Linked DNA regions of Homo sapiens: region 2 is linked to region 1. Evidence: chromatin contacts called from ENCODE Hi-C or POLR2A ChIA-PET data. All regions are on one chromosome and are shown on one strand. The core of a region is the stretch at or near the end of the contact, and the rest is flanking DNA. Distances in the headings are between cores, read along the strand shown.

The links. A loop is a pair of places that touch in the nucleus more often than their neighbours do. ChIA-PET counts read pairs that join two places held with the same protein, here RNA polymerase II (POLR2A).
Region 2: a loop to region 1 is called in a map of HepG2, with 6 times the contacts of the local background. The contact joins two enhancer-like sites. A Hi-C loop is called at or near these places in 1 of 168 maps with a recorded cell type or tissue (HepG2). POLR2A ChIA-PET finds 5 or more read pairs at or near these places in 2 of 52 experiments (AG04450 and BJ).

What each region holds. Positions count from the first base shown.
Region 1 is chr15:39,122,827-39,125,676 of GRCh38, forward strand. All of the region lies in intron 1 of LOC105370777 (a long non-coding RNA gene), which reads right to left. Among named protein-coding and RNA genes, the nearest start is that of LINC02915, 130 kb to the right of the region's middle. Within about 2 kb of position 1,403, at least 5 of the 41 ENCODE cell types and tissues checked have a DNase peak (open chromatin) inside an H3K27ac peak, as active enhancers do.
Region 2 is chr15:39,454,495-39,457,194 of GRCh38, forward strand. No RefSeq gene overlaps it. Among named protein-coding and RNA genes, the nearest start is that of THBS1, 130 kb to the right of the region's middle. Within about 2 kb of position 1,262, at least 2 of the 41 ENCODE cell types and tissues checked have a DNase peak (open chromatin) inside an H3K27ac peak, as active enhancers do.

The sequences.
Region 1 (2,850 bases), core at 153-2,652:
TATTACTTGATCCTGGTCCCATCTAATGGGCAAAGAAGCTCAGAGGTTGGAGGAAAATGATTTAAGAAAGAAAGAACCGAGATTGTTATGTAAAGACATAGAGGCAGCTATGAAGTATGGGGGCCATTCTGCTGAGGAAATTTCAATGGAGTTATAACTCAGAGAGAGTCTTTCTTTTTACTCATACTTTATTCAATTAACAAGTATTTTTGAAGCACCCTTTGTATGTCTAGCACTGTTAGGTAGTGTGTAGGATATGGAGAGAATAAAAGATGTGGTCCTTTTCCCCCAAACTGATGAAATCTGGCTGCTGTTTTAAGATACCACATCCGTAACAATAAAGAAAAAAGCAATATATAATAAAGTGCATGTAGTAAATAAAACGAAAGGCACTAAGAAAGACATTTAATATAAAACAGTGTCTTCTTGGCCGGGCGCGGTGGCTCACGCCTGTAATCCCGGCACTTTGGGAGGCCGAGGCAGGTGGATCACAAGGTCAGGAGATCGAGACTATCCTGGCTAAGACGGTGAAACCCCGTATCTACTAAAAATACAAAAAAAAAAATTAGCTGGGCGTGGTGGCGGGTGCCTGTAGTCCCAGCTACTCAGGAGGCTGAGGTAGGAGAATGGCATGAACCCGGGAGGTGGAGCTTGCAGTGAGCCGAGATCACACCAGTGCACTCCAGCCTGGGCGACAGTGCGAGACTCCGTCAAAAAAAAAAAAAAAAAAAAAAAAAAAAAGTCTTCTTAATGGGCAGTGAAAAAAAGAGGATAACATAATAGTAGATAATGTTTATTGAACACTTACTGTGTAACAGGATCTTACATACACTACATTAAATCCTCATAATAATCTTAAGATGAAGAAAGTGAGGCAAAGGGAAGTTAGGTAACTTTACCAATGTCATACAGCTATTGAGTGGCAGAGACAGGAACAAAAATAATGAAGTCTAAAAAAGAGATCCATGTGGGCAGTCAAGAAACTTGAGATTTGCTGAAGATGGTGCTTGAGAGGTACCTGATGTTTAGTTTCATTCTACAGTCACATCATCTAGATTTAACAGAGTATAAGTTACTATAGGTCATCTTGTATTCCTTGAATCAGGTACTCGCTAGTCAGTGAATGGTTACTTGTCAAAAGGAAATGAGCTGAATAAAATGAGCTGGGGAGAGGTAGGGAGAGAAACATCGAAGTAATCACAGAAAGTGGAATGGCAGAAGTAGAAGTGGGAATAAGGATAACTCTGCCTTCATCCCCAGGGCAAGTCCTAGATTACATCCAGGAAGAAGTCCAGGGGCACAATTTAGCTTTGTGATACTACCTTGGAGATGGCAGAGCTGGAGCATGGACCAGGGCTCAATTCCCATAACTAAGACAGGAGCATGCTGATGTTTCATATTGACACTGTGAACAACAGACATCCTCTGACTTGGTGACTCGTCTTTGCTCTGCAAATACATATGCTACTGTAATTGCTAAAAAATTACTTTGGACTCGCAGTTCAAATGGCTAAGTAATGTGGCCTCAGGTTTTTCCCAGGAACTCTTGCCATGTTTAAACAAACCCCAAGAATGACTGGGTAACACCCTGAGAATTGGCACTCGGTGGTACGCCAACAGCTTGGCTATCCGGAACGCTTCTGTCTGACTGCTTTTCCAAATTCAGTGTCTCCCAATCCAACCACGAAATGGCTGAGAAAAATGCCTCCATCCATCTTTTCCAGGGCATTCACCTCTTCCACTTCCTCACATGACCCTTTCCTACTTCAGCTGCTTTAGTTGGACTGTTTTTCCTTCCTCACCCTCCCACTCACTTCACAGAGCCGGTTTTAGTTTCTATCTAGTGAACACCGCAGTGAAGGAAAGCCAACATTTTTTTCAATCAGGAGAGTGAAGAGTGGAACTAGCCATCAGGACAAACTTACTTCATCTAGCAAATGTTCATCTGCTATTTTAACATCTTAGTTAGATCATATGGCCGCGGCAGCCAAAGTCCACAGGGCAACAGGCTGTACTGATACAATTAGCCTATGTACCTTCCCATTCCTGGAAGTGCTTTTCCTTGATTATCCTTGAATATCAACAGTTCTTAATTTCCAAAGACAGGACATATAACCTAACTCCCAAATCCCACAAAGAGAAGAAAAACCTGGCTCCCATCCACTCCTATGTTCCCAGCAACAGTCCCATAGACTCTACTTCTTCACAGTTTCGCTGAACAGTTACACTGAACTTTTCCACCACTTATACACTTGGTTGGAGCCAACATGTGTTCCTCCCGTATCATGTTTTTAGTAATTAGAAAGTAATTCTCTGAAGCAGAGAATGCTCTGGTTTGCCAAGAACAAGCTCTGTTGATGACTTCTGAGTGCTGCAAAGGGTTTTGCTGTGGGCTCCATTACAAAAATAATCACTTCGCTGACTACAGAGTCAATTTACTCCCTCAACGTGGGCCACCATTTGCCTAGCATTCTCCTAAAAGAATTTCCCTTTGAAAACTGGAATTTTGTAAACAGTTCATAGTCAGATCCAAGTTAGCTAGAGGTAATGAAGGTCTTTATTACCACTTTTAAATATCAAATGTTGGAATCAATGAAGTAGAATGAGCTCATTATTACTCACCAGATGGTATGAGGAGTCATGAAAGATAATCAAACATTCTTTAGTTTGACAAACAGTGGGTTTCCCAGCCCCCTAAATAGTCTTTTCTCCATTCTAGATATTAGGGTAAGCATATGATTATTGTCAATGTATACAGGTAACCAGTGCTGGATTCACACAGAACTATGAAATCAGCAAAGCTGACCTTCACTGTGTCTCCCATCCTGAATGTATTTTCCAGCTTTATAG
Region 2 (2,700 bases), core at 12-2,511, 330 kb after region 1:
AAGGTCACCAATTCCACAGTCAGCTATTTCTTCTAATTCCATTGACATTTGATTCAAATTTTACATTCATCATTATCAAATTTTGTTCTTTGCTTTATTTTTATCTTTAGTGGTCAATTCCCATTTTCTAACATTCATTTTTATAAAATGTCACATGAATTTATTACTAGTGACAAGGAGACACAGATTGGTGACAGATTATGAAGGGCATCTGTCACTGATGTAGCAATTTTTCTTCTGCAGAGGCAGCAGCATAGTCTGTGCTTCATGCAATCACTCACGGTTAATATACCAGGGTAACTGAAATTTGAACCATGCTGTTAGGGACTGGTGTTATTGAAGCAAACCGTGGTAACTGAAATCCACACATATCAGAACTCTGCAAAGTGAGAGCTGCCTGTATTGTGAAATATTCTGCTGGAAGCCTTTTAATGGGCCCTGAGACCTCTTATGACTTCTTTATTGCCCTATTTTTGGGAAATTCTTAGATAGGAAAACATCGTGTCTTATCAATATTTGCTTATAACTGTAACACAGAGTAGATTATATTTGATCACTGACTGCCTTGGAACTATCCAATAAATCTTATGTTTTACCCTCTGCCAAACAAGTTAGATTTTGGAACATCAATTTATTCTATCTGCAATGAAGCAAGATCATCTTTAGCTTCTACCTGTAAGGTTGAAACTAGTGAAACACTCCTCGCCCTTCAAGACCCAACTCAAATGTCACCTTCTCAATGAGCCTTTCCTGCACCCATCAGTTAGTCACACATCTTGAAGAACAAAGATTCTTCTTGTTCACCTTTATGTCCTTTGTACCCTGCACAGTGCCTAGCCCATATGAGATGCACAAATATTTCTTGAGTAATGATAATTTATCTCAAACTTTTTTAAAAAGTGTATTTTTCTAGTCAATAATTGGATGCTTCCCAGCATGACATTGTAAGTAAAAGGCCCAAAAGGAATAGTAGCCAAGAGACACAGTTTGATGGCCTAGCATTTACATCCAAGAGTACCAGAATCTAGTTCCAAATACTGGAGGGCCATCTTGGGTGTGATGGTCAGGACAGACTGGGGAAAGCCCCACTGAGTGGGCGTATGATCTGCATATAAATTTTGCTGACTCACGCTGGCTTCGGTGTTTGCAGTCCTCTCAATCCATAATGGATAACACATGGGGGAAGAGAGTTATGAAAAAAACATAGTCATATGGTTCAGTGTATAGATCTGAGGAAAATACCTTTTAAATGAAATTGAGCCAAACGTCTGTCTCACTCTGTTTGCAAAGTACACAGTACTGTATGGACTAATCAAACTTTATAGCTCTCCTGTGCAATCTTGTACATTCCTAAAAACATGTTTCTCCCAGAGCTGTCACTTGTTGGAAATGTGTCACTGACCAAACAGTGTTTTCTATACTACACAGAATGAAATGTAAATATCATACAAAGTCCATTTGACCGAGCTCATGGGAAAGCATGAAACAATATACATTCCACATTATGTCTTTCTCTCACAAACTACACACATGCACCACACAAAAATCAGAAACAAAAGCAAGAAAGTATTTGGCTCATTGGGCAAGTTACACAACACTCATTTCATTAAATTAATTCTTTTATCTGCAAATCCCTACAAATACTTAGTAAACTTCACCTGATGAAAGGGATTATTGTCATTTTACAGAAAACAAAGCAGTAAGCGTTTGTCCAATTGCACAATGGAACTCAGAAAAACCCAGCTTTCCTGAACCCAAAAGTTCACACAGATGTAAAAGCTATACAAGAGAACCATAAGAGGCTGCAATACATCTTTATACATGTTGTCACCACACAGTCAAGCTCCACAGAGTCAGGAGGCATGTGGATGTGTGTCTACACATTCAAGCACATGCATGAAGATGTAAGAGCAGGTAGACACTCCCACATGGAGATTATGGCTTCAGCAAAGCATGAAGAAGGTAGTGTGTGCATGATGAGTGTGAGAGGCGGATATAGTCAGCAAGCCAAAGAGTGACATGATGGGAGAGTGGCAGAATTTAAATCTGGGCAAAGTCAACTAGTATTGTGAAGAGTTTCAAATGTTTCATCTCAAGAATACAGTCTATAGACAATCGGACCTACATCTCCAGATTTTGAAAGTGAAGTTATATGAAGGCGTTTCTTCTTATTTGAAGAAGCACTGTTCTGCAGCAATAGAGCAAGCATGCACTTTCGAGTTTTGTTGTTGGCAGTGGCGGTGGCCATGGTGGGAGTGGTTTTTTTTTTTGTTTTTTTCTGGCAGAGACTATAGTTCTGATCTGGCAGGCCCAGTGAGAACTTTGCAATATGTCAAATGTATGACAACAAGAATTCTTACCTAATCATGTTTTGAATATTAGAAATCAGTAGTCCTTAATGGCTTAATATATTCTTAGTAAAGCAGCCCTAAGACAGAGTTCTTGGTGGATAATACTTGTCCGTAAGTTCAGAAAAAAGGATTTGCATCTATGTATTAACCCATCAGGAAGATTGGCTCACACTCGGACTCTACTTTAAGCTACAGAGGCAAGGGCTGCATCAACAGACTCCCAGAAACCACAAGGACTTCCATCCTCACAGCTCTGAAGATATGAGAGTGGCGGTGACCAGCTGTCCACGCAGGGACTTGAGGCTCAGCTGGGAAGAGGAGGCCTTGGTTTGGCCACCGGACACTCAGT